Regions from separate parts of the Homo sapiens genome. Here all the other regions are linked to region 4. The links are chromatin loops, found by intact Hi-C in ENCODE. Cell type or tissue: IMR-90. All regions are shown on one strand. Region 1 has its middle 41 kb from the start of ACTR2. Region 2 overlaps ACTR2 (actin related protein 2). Region 3 overlaps LINC02245 (long intergenic non-protein coding RNA 2245). Region 4 has its middle 29 kb from the start of LINC03050.

Region 1 (4,000 bases), 390 kb before region 4:
TCTCCATGTTGGTCAGGTTGGTCTTGAACACGGGACCTCAGGTGATCCGCCCACCTTGGGCTCCCAAAGTGCTGGGATTACAGGCATGAGCCACCACTCCTAGCAATATACTCTTTATAACCTCACTACAACCACCTCAGATAGGCATTATTATTCACACTTTAAGCATGGAGAAACTGAAGCTCAGGGAAGTTAGGTAACTTGTGCCAGGTCACACAGCAAGTTAAGTACTGGAGCTGGGTTTGGAAACTGAACATTATGTCTCTAGGGCTGAACACTTACCTATTAAGCTATTATCTCAACTGCAAGTTTGATCATAAGACAGAATATTTACTTACTAATTAAGATGTACAAATGGGTAGGTTAGAGATTTTGGCTTTAGTCCTTACTCTGATATTTTAGCCAACTTTCTTCGTGACTCATTTTTTTTTTAACCTGTCAAATGGGAAAATAGCACTTACCTATTGTATGCAACCTATTTTTACCTATCTTTATTATTATGATAATAGATGTTAAAGTACTTTGAAAAGACAAATACTATACAAATGTAAAGTGCTACTACGATTATTTTTCTAAATAACAGAGGGCACTACACCTGTCTTCTGTCTTGGTGGGGTCAAGGTCTAGATTGACATTCTAATTCAACAAACATTTCCTTCTTTCTTTCTTTCTTTCTTCTTTTTTTTTTTTTTTTTTTTTTTTTTTTTTGAGACAGGGTCTCAGTCTGTCACCCAGGCTGGCTGGAATGCAGTGGCGCAATCTCAGCTCACTGCAGCCTCAACAGCCCAGGCTCCAGAGATCTTCCCACCTCAGCTTCCTGAGTAGCTGGGGGTTACAGTAGCTTCCCGAGTAGCACCCGGATAATTTTTTTTTTTTTTGAGACGGAGTCTCGCTCTGGAGGCTCTGTCGCCCTGGCTGGAGTGCAGTGGCATGATCTCTGCTCACTGCAACCTCCACCTCCTAGGTTTAAGCGATTCTCCCTTCTCAGCCTCCTGAGGAGCTGGGACTACAGACGAGTGCCACCACGCCCGGCTAATTTTTGTATTTTTAGTAGAGATGGGGTTTCACCATGTTGGCCAGGCTGGTCTCAAACTCCTGACCCTGTGATCCACCCGCCTCGGCCTCCCACGTGCTGGAATTACAGGCGTGAGCCGCCGCGCCTGGCCGCACCCGGCTAATTTTTTCAATTATTTGTAGAGGCGGTGTTTCGCCATGTTGCTCAGGCTGGTCTCAAACTCCTGGGGTCAAGCTACCTGCCCGCCTCAGCCTCCCAAAGTGCTGGGATTATAGGCGTGAGCCCCCACGCCTGGCCAACAAACACTTAAGTGTCTTCTATGAACCTAGCAAGTGCTTGGCACTGCTTCTGTTGAGTGCACAGCCCCAAGCGGAAGACAAACATTAAATACGCAATTATACAAATATGATAAAGTTTTATATTGTGTCTTGAAGGAAATAAACCCCTTGTTAGGAAAGAGAATGAGAGAGTGGACTTGGAGGAAATGACTTTTTCTCCACTGGGAGAGGGAAGAGTGGAAAACATGGAGAGGGGAGTGCTGTGCATGAGTCATGGTGGGAGAGATACCAGCCCAAGGTTGGGTCACTCAGGGCCTTGGGGGCTCTGTATTGGGCTTTGTACTTTATCCCAAGTGCAACAGAAAATCCTTTTTTTTTTTTTAACTTTTTTTTTTTTCTACTCTTGTTGCCCAAGCGGCAGTGCTGCAGTGGCGCAATCTCGGCTCACTGCAACGTCTGCCTCCTGGGTTCAAGCGATTCCCCTGTCTCCCAAGTAGCTGGGATTGCAGGCGCCCACCACCGCACCCAGCTAATTTTTGTATTTTTAGCAGAGACGGGGTTCACCATGTTGGCCAGGCTGGTCTGGAACCCCTGACCTCAAATGATCCGCCCACCTCGGCCTCCCAAAGTGCTGGGATTACAGACGTGAGCCACCGCGCCCGGCCAGAAAATCCTAAGGGGTTAGGAGCTGAGGCCTAGAATGGTCAAAGAGTTGGAGGTGTTTGCAAAAGTGATTTCATTGATGACCCGTGATGTCTGGGTTGAAAAGGGGAGAGTGAAGAGAGGAGGGGACTGCAGGATGGAGAGAAAGCAGCAGGGCTTGGACTGAAGAGCTTGCTAAGCTGAAAGGACTGTTGCTGCGGGGGTTACTTGAGAGCACGGAAGGAGAGGAGAGCGTGTTTGAATGAGTGAGGAAGGCTGTGAAGTTTCTGGTCCATGTTGTGATCACGGGAGTGGGTGGTGGTAACAGAGCAGAAGGAAGTGTAGCTGGGAATGTGAAGTGAGAAAGCTAAAAGGCCAGAATGGCTTGACAGAACCAGAGAGCAAGTTCCAATTCACGGGAGGCTCAAGCGCCTGGGTTTTGTACAGGGCTGACCCCTGCTGGTAAATTCTGGTAGAAGCCCAGGAAGCCACGCTGCTCGCTTAGGAGAACCTGAGAAGTGTGGTAACAGCGGTCACAGGCAGCAAAGGAAGAGGGCTGTTTTTCCTTAGACATAACATTTTCATTTTTGAAATGTCTCTGCCAGTTTTAGGCTTAGAATGTCCTCACAACTAAAGCATTCTTTGTAAATAATCCCCAACTCATGTTATCAAATGATGAAAATGCAATGTATGAATAATAGGGAGAAAAATTTCTCCGTGAATTGTCTTTTCACTTTCTTAGTAAACATATATGTAATAAAATGCACACATCTCAACTGTAGAGCTAGATGAAACTGTAGAAATGTATAAGCCCATTACGTAACAAATGTAATCATCACCCAGATTAAGTTAGAGCATATTCCAGTAGATCTCCCCAAAACCTCCCTCTTGTCCACTCACTACTTACCCTACTATCTTGACTTCTAACAGCATAGATTAGTTTTGCCTGTTGTTGAAAGTCATATAAATGGAATCAAACTGTATGCATTCTTTTGTATTTTGTTTCTTTTCTTTTTCTTTTTTTTTTTTTTTTTTTTTTTTGAGATGGAGTCTCGCTCTGTCGCCCAGGCTGGAGTGCAGTGGCGCAATCTCAGCTGACTACAACCTGCACCTCCCGGGTTCAAGTGATTCTCCTGCCTCAGCCTCCCAAGTAGCTGGGATTACAGGCGCATGCCACCATGCCCAGCTAATTTTTTGTATTTTTAGTAGAGATGGGGTTTCACCGTGTTAGCCAGGATGGTCCTGATCTCCTGACCTTGTGATCCGCCCGCCTCAGCCTCCCAAAGTGCTGGGATTACAGGCGTGAGCCACTATGCCCTGCCTGTATTTTGTTTCTTTGACTTAACATATGCCTGTGAAATTTACCCACATTGTGGTAGTAGTTCATTCTTTTTTAAAAAATTGCATTAAAAAATATGCTACCATTATTTATCCATTCTTTTTTTTTTTTTTTTTTGAGACGAGGTCTTGCTGTGTCACCCAGGCTGGAGGGCAGTGGTGGGATCTCAGCTCACTGCAACCTCCACCTACCAGCCTCAAGCAATCCTCCCACCTAAGCCTCCCAAGTAGTAGCTGAGACTACAAGTGTGCACCATCACAACTGGCTAATTTTTGTGGGTTTTTTTGGCTAGAGATGGGGTTTTGCCATGTTGCCCAGGCTGGTCTTAAACTTCTGGGCTCAAGCAATTCTCCCAGCTCAGCCTCCCAAAGTGCTAGGGTTACAGATGTGAGCCACTGTGCCAGGCCCACTATTTATCCATTTCTATTACTGATTAAAATTTGGATTGTTTCCAGATTATGACTATTATGCTCCTATGGCCATCCATCCATATGTCTTCTGTTAATTGTATGTGTGTGTATATGTATATATGTATTGTGTATGTATATGTATACACACATACATATGTGTACAGATATGTATGTCTATATACACACATACACACACATGCACACATATACACACACACATATGTTTGGTTAGTTGCCAGGTCACTTTAAGTAGGCAACAGAAAGGACCTCAAGAGAACTCCTTGGAGAATCTGACTTGAGGTCCTTAGAGTTTGTG
Region 2 (4,000 bases), 310 kb before region 4:
TAGAAGATGATCAGAAATCGAATCTAGCCTTCATAATTATGGTAAATTCTCATGATAGGGATTAGGGAGATGATTTTGTTCTTTGATGTTCATTCACAGCAAAATTGTATTTAAAAGTACATGCCAGCTGGGCGCGGTGGCTCACGCCTGTAATCCCAGCACTTTGGGAGGCTGAGGCCGGTGAATCACGAGGCCGGCGAATCACGAGGTCAGGAGTTCAAGACCAGTCTGGCCAAAATGGTGAAACCCCGTCTCTACTAAAAATACAAAAAATTAGCTGGGTGTGGTGACGGGTGCCTGTAATCCCAGCTACTCGGGAGGCTGAGGCAGGAGAATGGCGTGAACCTGGGAGGCGGAGGTTGCAGTGAGCCGAGATCGCACCACTGCTCTCCAGCCTGGGTGACAGAGTGAGACTCTGTATTAAAAAATAAAAAAAGAAAAGTACATGCCTGTTGCTGATTAGAGCTTCGACGTACCTAAAGTGCGGAGTCAGATTCAGTACCTTCTCCACAGAGTTTGCATTGCAAAGTGGAACAACTCAAATTTTGTTTTGTGTGTTCTGCATGTTGAAAATGTACATGTAAATGCTTGTGAGTACTTATCACATGAATCTGTATTTCAACTGCTTAGTTTATGCGACATTCACTGGGCTTGCTATGGCAATTAAATACAAAAGCAATGCTTTGTTAGAGTTGCAGTAGCTTTAGCCATTGAGAACCTGGAAGCCAGGTTGAAAAAGGCCAAAATGGGTGCAAATCAGCTCCCAAACTTTACTGTGAGAATTATTCCTCAGACCCTCGCTCAGATTCTGTTACTTTTACTACATATGCAGTCTTTTTAGATTGGATTTTCTGATCTCATAGATATCAGAATAGAGGGTACTGCTGTCAGTAGATAGCAGGGTACTGTATCAGAAAAGAGGGTACTGCTATAAGAAGCATACACATCAGTCTAGCCAAAAATAACAGCAGACAGCCTCTAAGCAAAGGAACAAAAAAGAAAACTACAAAAGATAAATGAAAAATTAAAAAGCAGGAATTCTGGATTAAAGTAGAATAGGGCTAATTATAGTAAACAACCACATCTTAGTGGCTTTAGGGAAGCATGTGATAAAATAGTTTGTAATGTAAATCTTGGTCATTATTAGAAGTCTCAGTTATATTCACAAAAAAGTGTATTATATACTTTTAGAAGTATTTTATTTTCATCAAAATTATGAAAAGATTTTATATGTAAAGAGGGGTCGTTACTTCACAGTAGTAATAACAGCAAATATTCAGCCCTGTGATTTACATGTGGAATTTTATTTAATTCTCCCAGCAACCCCGAGGCTGACATAAGTAACAGTAACCCTGAGATACCATTTTCCTAACCTAAAACTCCAAATGAATAACCATTGTGCCTTTCTAGATCTGAATTCTACAAACACATTGTGCTTTCTGGAGGGTCTACTATGTATCCTGGCCTGCCATCACGGTTGGAACGAGAACTTAAACAGCTTTACTTAGAACGAGTTTTGAAGGGTGATGTGGAAAAACTTTCTGTAAGTATTAGTAAATCAACTATTACTAACATTCTTTTAAAAGGCTATACAGTAGTTTGTGAATCTTGACAACCACCAGAGGGAGCAAGACGTCTTCCAAAACAAATTCCTACTGCAGTCAAGTGCATCCTGGAAATGATAGCAAGAAGGAAATAGTTCAAGATAAGCTCTGGTCACCTCTATAGAGTTGGTGGATGGAGGCAGTGAGGTCAGGGCCAAAAGTTCTGGTTCATCTGTAACAACCAGCACGGACTCTGAGGCACCTGTATATGCATGAGAAGAACCTGCTGTACTATAGGGAAATAAATGCCCCACTTGAGTTTTGTTCTTTTTTTAAACTTATTTTTTGGATATGCAATCAGCCTTCAGCACTTCTCTTGGGCTATCTCATATTTCTGACTTTATTTGTTGCATATGTTGTCTTCTCAGTCAGATTGAAAAACATCATGTCTCAAAATTTTTTGCATTCCGGTGACTGTCATAACTCTTGAAACAGACTTTAATTGGTTGTTGTTGGTATGTACAGTAGAAAGAAATTTTTAAACTAGAAATAGTTGATGTTTCTTTGGCATAGGTTTTTGTGTTTTTTCCACCAGACTCTGGACTATGTGAAGTATACAGTATGTGCTGTATACTTAACCAAGAGTTATCTAATCCTGAGTTAATCTCTGAGCTTTGTCTCACTGACTTTGATCAACTGTTTTAGATAATGAGATTATGTATTACAGAGTACTGTATGTTACATCTTTCATATATGACTCATTGTTGAAATTAAATTGAGTATGGGCTCACATACATTAAACAGATTAACAGACTGGAAAGGAGCCATACTGTCTAAGTACTTCACTTATTTTTCTGATTTTATTGAGTTTTACATATAATTTATAATTAATCTCAGGTGATCATTTATTCAGCAAACATTTCTTGAACTCCTGGGTGCCAGACATAGGTCTAGGTGCCGGGGACAAACAAAACAATGAAAACAGAATCCCTGCTTTTAGTCTAAATAATGTATTAGTGGTAATAAGTGATATGAAGAAAAGTAAGGTGAAGAGCTGGAAAATGTTAGTGGTTGGGGAGGTAGTGTGCTCCTTCATAAACTGTGATCAGGAAAGGCCTTTTGGATGAAGTGACTTTTGATCAGAGACCTAAGTTGAGCGTGAGAGGAGTGAGCCTTGTGACTGTCTGGGGGAAGAATCTTCCAGGCAGGAAAAATGCAAAAGCCCCAGGTTGGTGGGAGTGTGCCAGTGTGGCTGGAGCAGAGTGAGCAAGGGAGGGGGGCAGGTGGGATATGAGGTCAGAAGGGTAGCAGGAGGGCAGGTCTTGTTCAGCCATGGTAAAGGGTTTGGCTTGACTCCTGGTGAAATGGAAAGTCTTGGGTGTGGGGGCGGTTTAAGCAGAGAAATGATAGGATCTGATGTATATTTTTAAAGGATCATTAAGTCTGGTGTGGTGAATAGACTCTTGGGGGAAGAGGGAACAAAGGTGGGCATAGAGAGACCAGTTAGGAGGCACTGAGAGGAGGGGAGGGATGGTAGAGTTTTAGAATAGAGGAGGAGGTTGAAATGGTTGTTTTGGAGAATGGAAGCGAGAATAGAGAAATGTAATAGGATTGCCATGCAGCAGGAAGGGCTCAGTTGAGGTTAGTGATACATTATAGCAAGATGTTTTGTTTCTTTCCTATCTTGTTCAGCTGCTTGACAGCAGGTGCAATTTGTCTGTAGGAATCTGTAGATGAGTTCAGCAAGGAGGGAGTGGTAGATGGAATGATCTGATAGAATGAGTTTCAGTGGGGCTATGGAGTTTTAGGGATGAGCGAGATAGAAGCAGCAATGAAGAGCAATAACTCATATTACCAAACCTCCAGGGTTAAGGTAGTGTGTGAGAGAGAAACAGTAAAGCAGTTGAGGTATTTACAGAAGCAGTGTCTTCAGGGGCTAGCTAAGTTTCCCTTAGAGTAGAGGTGGTCATCTATAGCCCTTATGCCAAAACTGGTTTGTTTGTTTTTTTTAAGTTTTATTGGAACACAGCCAAGCCCATTTGTTTACATAATGTTACCTGTTGTCACATATTGTCTGTGGGCACCTTCTAGCTACATGTGGGGTTGGGTACTTGTCACGCCTACAAAGCCTCAAGTATCTGGCCCTTCACAAAAAAAGTTTGCTGACCCCTATGTAAGAGCAAGAAAGTAAAAGGAACAATTAAAACAGTCTCAGAATTGGTAAATAAACTGATGTTTTTCTTTATCTTGGATTGTTAGAACCCTTACAGTTCATTTATGTGACATAAATATACAAATGATTTAGAATGACATAGTTACATTGGGTCTTTTTTGCAGATCGTGATACTGTAAATGAAAAACTTGCTATGTCATTTTAAGGTTTCTCTTTCAGGTGTTGACCAACCATAAAGATAAGGATGTGTCCTTCCTAGACACTTAATAGTAGCTACAGAGTA
Region 3 (4,000 bases), 660 kb before region 4:
TGTACCCACTGAAGTCCATGTGGTAAGACACCAGCTACACACCAGGGAGGCCTGAACAGGGGTTGGTCTTAATTTGGTTTTGCCAGAGAACTTCGTGTTGCAAAACATCCCATAAAAAGGGATGATTCTTTTCGTGTGATGCAGGTCTTGCAAATGTAGCCAAAAATCAGTTAATTCCCTCAGGAAATTGGATAACATTTAAACCTGGTTAACTGCCTCAAACGTTGTATAAAGTAATAAATAGCATTTGACTATTACCAACAGCTACATTTTGTTTATAGAGGATTTTCTTTCTTTTATTTTTTTTTATTATTATTTTTTTTTAGAGACAAGGTCTCCTTCTGTCGCCCAAGCTGGAGTGCAGTGGTGCAATCACGGCTCATTGCAGCCTCAACCTCCCAGGCTCAAATGATCCTCCCAGCTCAGCTTTTTGGGCACCTGGAACTACAGGCACATGTCACCACACCCAGCTTGGATTTCCCAAAATTGGAAATGTACATTTTTCTTTTGAAGGTCAGTGGGCCTAGAACAAAATGTGGCATGGTAGGGAGAATGCTGTCCTTGAACCTGAAGCCTTCCCTCTGCCAGGAACAGCTCTGTGGCTCTGCAACAAGTCACTTTGCCTCTCTGGCCAGTTTCCTTATATGTAAAACAGCAGTGTTGAATATACTATCTCTAATGACTCCAAAAATTTGTTACCCTATATAGTCTTGCTTTAACCTACCATGGTATTTTGGCTCTTGAATGACAAGCCTGAGCCCCCACTCATGATGGATGTTGCACTATCCAGTATGGAGGCCACTATGTGCATGTGGCTAAATTCAAATTAATTTAAATGAACTAAAATTAAAATGTATTTCTCTGTTGCAGTAGCCATGTTTCAGGTGCTCCATAGCACCTGCAGCCAGTGGCGATGTATGACACAGCGCAGAGTTAGAGCACTTCCACCATCACAGAAAGTTCTACTGGACAGCTGCTCTAGGGCCTCACCTCTCCAAGTGTGGTCCACGAACCAGCAGCACCACATTACCTAGGAGCCCTTAGAAATGTAGACTGGGCTCAGACTGGGCACAGTGGCTCACGCCTGTAATCCCAGCACTTTGGGAGGCCAAGGCAGGCTGATCACCTGAGGTCAGGACTTCAAGACCAGCTTGGTCAACATGGTGAAACCCCGTCTTTACTAAAAATACAAAAATTAGCCAGGCGTGGTGGCAGGTGCCTGTAGTCTCAGCTACTCGGAAGGCTGAGGCAAGAGAATCGCTTGAATTCAGGAGGCGGAGGTTGCAGTGAGCTGAGACTGTGCCATTGCACTCCAGCCAGGGCAATAAGAGTGAAACTCCGTCTCAAAAAAAAAAAAGAAAAGAAAGAAAGAAAAGAAAAGAAACGTAGACTCTTGGGCCCTACCCCAGATCAGCCGAATCAGAATCTGGATTTTAACAAGATTCCCCAGTGCCTCCTGCAGGTGTGAGTTTGAGAAGCCCTGCTATAGGGAATGTTCTCTGCTGAGCAGGTGACTGGAAGGACAGAGTGGTGGTTAGATGTGTGTCCTCGGCCGGATGCAGTGGCTCATGCCTGCAATCCCAGCACTTTGGGAGGCCGAGGCTGGAGGATCACTCGAGCCCAGGAGTTAGAGACCAGCCTGGGCAACATAGGGAGACCTTGTCTTTACAAAAACATAAACAAAATTAGCCGGGCATGGTAGTGCATGCCTGTGGTCCCAGCTACTTGGGAGGCTGAGGCAGGAGGATCACTTGAGCCTGGAAGGTCAAGGATGCAGTGAGCCAAGATCGTGCCACTGCACTCCAGCCTGGGCAACAGAGTGAGACCTTGTCTCAAAAAAAAAAAAAAAAAAAAATTGTGGCCTCTGTGACCACACTCAGCGGATGTGTAGCCTGGCTACTTCTTGGCTGTGTGAACTTAGGCAAATTTCTTAACCCTTCTGGGCTCCAGTTTCCTTATTCAGAAAATAGTATCCATCTCATGGGAAACTCTGAGGCCATAACAATATAAGACAATTATCACAGTGCCTCCCTAACACACAGTAAGTGCTCTTTAAATGACAGTTTTGTTATTTTGGGGTTCTGCAAGGTTTCAGGTTTCTGACAACCCCAGGCCTTGAGATCCAATGCAGACAACAGGCCAAGAGCGGCTCTTCTCCTTTCTGCCACAGGGTGGCGCTGTGTCACAACGTCCTTTCCTCTCCCGCAGACTTGGAGCTGGCTCCCCGGCAGGAAACCAGAATTTGAGATTTCCGCTGTCTCTGTTTCCGATTACTAAGCACGACCGGGCAGCCTGGACACCGATCCAAGCATTCATCTGGCAGATAATAGGAAAACAGTCCTCAGCTTTGTATCCAGTTGGAATGCAAAAGTAAGGGTCGAACCAAGAGTTCAATAAGGGCTGTGTGAAAGTGGTCGTGGAAGCCGGAGACTCCTGATGGAGGGCTGGGGGCAGGGAAGTTTCGGATTTTCTGTATCAGCTGTGCAACGACTTGTGTTCCTTGAACCACATGTTCAAACTACAGCCCTTTGCTGGCCAAGTATATGGGTGTGTGTGTGGGCGGGGAGTCGGGGTGGGGAGCCTGTGGGAGGTGTGGGTGTGAGAAGGAGAGACAGAGAGAGGATTTTTAATGTTTTGAAACAGGGTCTTGCTCTGTTCTCAGGCTGGAGTGCAGTGGTGCAATCACAGCTCACTGCAGCCTCGACCTCCCTGGCTCAAGCAATCCTCCCGTCTCAGCCTCCTGAGTAACAGGGGCCACAGGCATGTGCCACCATGCTCGGCTAATTTTTTATTTTTGGTAGAGATGGGAGTCTCCCTATGTTGCCCAGGCTGGTCTCAAACTCCTGGGCTCAAGGGATCCTCCCATGTCAGTCTCCCAAAGTGCTGGGATTACAGGTATGACCCGCCGTTTCTGGCTGGGATTTTTTAAGGAGTCGATTTCTAAAGTTTCTCAAACTTGAGCCTACCTCACAGTCACCTGGGGAGGCTTGATTGCTTGGCCATAGTCTCAGAATTTTCAATTCAGTGGGAGGTCTGGCCTGAATAATTTGCATTCCAAACAAGCTCCCAGGTGATGCTGACGCTTCTGATCCAGGGACCGCCCTTCACTACCCTAAACTGAAAAGCTCACCTGGACCAAATTAGATACTCCTAGTTCAAGAGAAGGACATCACTCCAGAGGAAGTTCCTTTAACACCCCACCCATGGTGACACCCTCAGCACTCTTAGGAACCTCTTAAGTCCCCCTTGGGCCATGTCAGGGGACTTGTCAGCCTGAAACCCCATGTGGACAGGAAAAGTGGCTACAGGGCCAGGAGCTAGGGTTATTCCCAAGTTAAGGTCCCCACTTCCCTCCAGACTCTTAATTCATAACTCTTGCTGTGTCCTGAGAAGGGTGATTAAGACCCTCAAAACCCTGCTTAGTCCCACTTGTGGCACCAAACCTGCGGAGAGCACTCTTTTTGCCTGATGCCACCAGTCCAAAGCAGAGTCACTTCCCCCTAGAAATAGGAAACAGCAGAGGTCTGGATGATTCTGATGGGGGTGTTGGACATTTCAGAGGGAGGGTGGACAACTCAGATGGGACCCCCACTGGTTGATACAGGCTGATTGGAACAGTCATGACCAGAGAGAGTGTCCTAAGAACAAGCCTGTGTCCTCCTCTGAGTTCCTCAGGCACTAGGGCCTCTGCATGTATGGCACTGATCATATACTGCCTGGCCATGAGTCGTGAGCTTTGCTATTCTTTTAAAAAGAGTATGTGGCCCAATCAGGATGTGCCAGGCTCAGCACCAAGCTTGAATGGGAGCCCACATCCTCACAATGGGGAAAACACGCAGATGTCAAAGCACATCTCACATATGTGTAGTGGGCCTATGTATGCAGCTGCCAGGCTCTGAGCCTTCTTTGAGTTCCCCTAAAACCTAGTTTCCCAAGCAGTGCAGTGAGGCCCACTGGTGGGCCATGAGATGAGTAAGGGAGGCCAGAAGCTAATGTTTTA
Region 4 (4,000 bases):
GGATTGCAGTCTTGATTTGGCTCTCAGCTTGGATGCTATTGGTGTATAGAAGTGCTACTGATTTTTGTACATTAATTTTGTATCCTGAAACTTTGCTGAAATTGTTTATCAGATCAATGAACCTTTGGGCAGAGACTATGGGGTTTTCAAGGTATAGAATCGAATTGTCTGGGCCAGGTGCAGTGGCTCATGCCTGTAATCCCAGCACTTTGGAAGGCTGAGGCAGGTGGATCACCTAAGGTTAGCAGTTCAAGACCAGCCTGGCCAACATGGTGAAACTCCATCTCTACTAAAAATAGAAAAATATTAGCCGGGCGTGGCGGTGCTCACCTATAATCCCAGCTACTTGGGAGGCCGAGGCAGGAGAATTGCTTGAACCCGGGAGGCGGAGGTTGCGGTGAGCCGAGATCACACCATTGCACAGCCTGGGCAACAAAAGTAAAACTCTGTCTCTTAAAAAAAGCAAAGAAAAGAAAAGAAAAGAAAAAAATCATATTGTCTGCAAAGAGAGAGAGTTTTTCTTCCTCTTTTCCTATTTGGATTAGGCCTTTTTTTTTTTTTTTTTTTTTTTTGGAGACAGAGTCTCACTCTCTTACCCAGGCTGGTGTGCAAAGTGGTGCGATCTTGGCTCACTGCAACCTCTGCCTCCTGGGTTCAAGCGATTGTCCTGTCTCAGCCTCCTGAGTAGCTAGGATTACAGGCACCCGCCACCACGCCCGGCTAATTTTTGTATTTTTAATAGAGACGAGGTTTCTTCATGTTGGTCAGGCTGGTCTCGAACTCCTGACCTCAGGTGATCCGCCTGCCTTGGCCTCCCAAAGTGCTAGGATTACAGGTGTGAGGCACCGTGCCTGGCCAAGAAGTACGATTTTTGCAAAAAAAAAAAATTCATATAAGAACATGTCCTGGCTAAAAAAAACTAAAGAAATAAAGAATAAAAATAATTTTTAAAAGTCTTTTTTGTTTTTTAAAGCAACCAATTTGCTCCATAGTTATTATGTGAGAGATCTTTAGAATTGTGGATGGCTGGGAAACTACTCATTTGCCACTCATCAAGTAGATTGGTTTTGCTTTTGATTTCTTGGTGATTTCTTGAAAAATGTATCTGCCCTCCCCCCAGCCCCGCCCCGCAAATTCATATGTTGAAGCCCTTAATGGCCCAGAACTTCAGAATGTGACTGTAGATTGTATTTGGAGATAGGGCCTTTAAAGAAGTCATTAAGTTAAAACAGTCTTTAGGGTGGGCCCTAATTCAGTATTACTGGTATCTTTATAAGAAGTGGGGATTAGGACCCAGCCAACACGGGCTGAAGGACAGCCATGTGAGGACACAGTGGAAAGGTGGCTATCTGCAAGACTGGGCATGGTGGCTTACACCTGAAATCCCAGCACTTTGAGAGGCCGAGGTGAGAGGATTGCTTGAGCCCAGGAGTTCAAGACCAGCCTGTGCAATGTGGTGAAACCCTGTCTCTACAAAACAATACAAAAAATTAGCCAGGCATGGTGGCGTGCACCTGTAATCTCAGCTACTCGGGAGGCTGAGGTAGGAGAATTGCTTGAATCCAGGAGGTGGAGGTTGCAGTGAGCTGAGATCCAGCCACTGCACTCCAGTCTGGGCAACAGAGAAGACACTGTCTCAAAAAAAAAAAAAAAAAAAAAAAAGAGAAAAGAAAAAGATGGCCATTTGCAAACCAAGAAGAGAGGCCTCAAGAGAAAATAACTCTCCAACAAAACACTTTGGGCTTCTGTTAAGCCCCCAAGTTTGTTATGGCAGCCCCAGCAAACTAATACATTTGGTTTTTTTTTTTTTTTCTTTTTGAGATGGAGTCTTGCTCTGTCGCCCAGGCTGGAGTGCAGTGGCGCGATCTTGGCTCACTGCAAGCTCCGCCTCCCGGGTTCATGCCATTCTCCTGCCTCAGCCTCCCGAGTAGCTGGGACTACACGCGTCCGCCACCACGCCCGGCTAATTTTTTGTATTTTTAGTAGAGACGGGGTTTCACCGTGTTAGCCAGGATGGTCTGGATCTTCTGACCTCGTGATCCGCCCGCCTCGGCCTCCCAAAGTGCTGGGATTACAGGCGTGAGCCACCACGCCCGGCCACATTTGGGTTTTGTATGACTTGCTTCATTCAGGCCAAAGATAAATTGAGGAACATATATATATATTTGTATTGGACATTTGCTTGGATCCAAAATATGGCAAAATCAAGTCTGTTTATCTAGCGGGAACTTAGCCATTGACTACTTGAGGACTGTTTCTCTTCAAACCTTTGGGGACAGTGACATCTAGTGGTAGTTTCTTTTATATACCCTTTTCAGTTCTCTTCTGGCCGTACATTAGAATCACTTGAGGGGATGGGAAAAACAAAACAAAACAAAAAACAAAAGGCCTTGCGCGGTGGCTCAAGCCTGTAATCCTAGCACTTTGGGAGGCCGAGGCGGATGGATTGCCTGAGCTCAGGAGATCGAGACTAGCCTGGGCAACACAGTGAAACCCCATCTCTACTAAAAAAAAACAAACAAAAAACAAAAAGAAAATTAGCCGGGCGTGCGCCTGTAATCCCAGCTGCTCGGGAGGCTGAGGCAGGAGAATCACTTGAACCAGGGAGGCGGAGGTTGCAGTGAGCCAGGATCGCGCCACTGCACTCCAGCCTGGGTGACAGAGGGAGACGCTGTCTCAAAAAAAAAAAAAAAAAAAAAAAAAAAAAAAAAAAAAAAAAGGCCAATGCCTAGGCTTTACCTAGCCAATTATGCCAGAATCTCTGGGAATGGGAACCAGTCATCAGTATTTAAAAGGGCTTTCTACATTAGTCCAAAGTGTACCCAAGGTTGAGAAGCACAGATTCTTAATGAAAGCAACTCTGGATTGTAAAAATATGAGCTCATATTATGTTGCCATTTCTCACAATATGAAAAAGTTTGTTAACTTCTGCACTTATTTATTGTCCCTCTGCCTCCAAAGAAGGTAAAATACATGAGGGAGGGAGCACGGTCTGGTTAGCTTTTGGATGCCAAGAGCCTGGAACAGTGCTGCACAGTCTGGGCTCATAATAGCTTTTGTGAAATGAATGAATGAAAAATAGAGCATGGGACCAGGCGCCCGGTGGCTCACGCCTGTAATCCCAGCACTTTGGGAGGCCGGGGCGGGAGGATCACCTGAGGTCAGGAGTTCGAGACCAGCCTGGCCAATGTGGTTAAACCCCGTCTCTACTAAAAATACAAAAATTAGTTGGGCGTGGTGGTGGGTGCCCATAATCCCAGCTACTCAGGAGGCTGAGGCAGGACAATCGCTTGAACCCGGGAGGCAGAGGTTGTAGTGAGCCGAGATCGTGCCATTGCACTCCAGCCTGGGCAACAAGAGCTAAAAACTCTGTCTCAGAAAAGAAAAAGAAAAAGAAAAAGAAAAATAGAGCATGCTGTCAGGTTGCATTAATCTGGAATATGGCTGTCATGTGAAACAGCAGTCTCACTGTGAAGTTTAGGACATGTTATATTTGGTTCAATTGAAAGTAACTTATGGAATCTTATAGGATTCCAAATGTCTGAAACAGACGTTTCTTGGTCTGTCATACAACTTTGGTTGACTTCTTGGCATCTTTATGCCTCTGATCCTAGGAGAGGATTTTCTGAGTTTCAATATAGCAGCAGGTTCTCAATGTCTACTAAGTGTTCTAGTTAAAAAGAAATGTTAAACTATTAGCTTTTCTTCTGTGCTTTTCTCCCCATTGTCTTGAGGCTTAGAAAGTTCTATATTATTACAAAACCAGTGAAATACACACTTACAACATTTCTAGTTTTAAAACTACTTCTTTTTTATATTTTATGGCCTAAAATAACTGGGATTAAATTTTCTGCGTATGGTGCATAGTGAGTATTGAACTTTCTATTCTTTTCTTAACCCTGAGAGTCCATCTTCCCCACATGACTTGCGGATACTCCATGACTTTGCTCATTTGTGATGCACACTTTTTCCCGCAGTAAGTCTTTTTATATACTAATGT

The links. Hi-C counts contacts between places; a loop is a spot of excess contacts. Peaks named below come from ENCODE experiments on the same cell type or tissue, not always from the same donor. Only the 100,000 strongest peaks of a DNase experiment are listed, where the experiment ranks them.
Region 1: a loop joins it to region 4, with 6 times the contacts of the local background. A loop is called at or near these places in 13 of 110 quality-filtered maps.
Region 2: a loop joins it to region 4, with 8 times the contacts of the local background. A loop is called at or near these places in 49 of 110 quality-filtered maps.
Region 3: it touches region 4 in a loop (10-fold over the local background); 46 of 110 quality-filtered maps call a loop at or near these places.

What each region holds. Positions count from the first base shown.
Region 1 is chr2:65,185,051-65,189,050 of GRCh38, forward strand. No RefSeq gene overlaps it. Among named protein-coding and RNA genes, the nearest start is that of ACTR2, 41 kb to the right of the region's middle. In IMR-90, a CTCF peak has its summit at 2,394 (motif pointing left); a DNase peak (open chromatin) is centred at 2,401.
Region 2 is chr2:65,263,633-65,267,632 of GRCh38, forward strand. It overlaps ACTR2 (actin related protein 2), which reads left to right. Exons shown (of 9, transcript NM_005722.4): 8 at 1,411-1,543. Among named protein-coding and RNA genes, the nearest start is that of ACTR2, 38 kb to the left of the region's middle. In IMR-90, a CTCF peak has its summit at 1,623 (motif pointing right); a DNase peak (open chromatin) is centred at 1,639.
Region 3 is chr2:64,915,643-64,919,642 of GRCh38, forward strand. The region is part of intron 1 of LINC02245 (long intergenic non-protein coding RNA 2245); the gene reads right to left. Among named protein-coding and RNA genes, the nearest start is that of LINC02245, 15 kb to the right of the region's middle. RefSeq lists enhancers at 843-1,032, 1,403-1,452, 2,463-2,542. In IMR-90, a CTCF peak has its summit at 2,175 (motif pointing right); a DNase peak (open chromatin) is centred at 2,219; H3K4me3 peaks cover 222 bases; H3K27ac peaks cover 256 bases.
Region 4 is chr2:65,571,035-65,575,034 of GRCh38, forward strand. No RefSeq gene overlaps it. Among named protein-coding and RNA genes, the nearest start is that of LINC03050, 29 kb to the right of the region's middle. In IMR-90, a CTCF peak has its summit at 2,278 (motif pointing left); a DNase peak (open chromatin) is centred at 2,277; H3K27ac peaks cover 151 bases.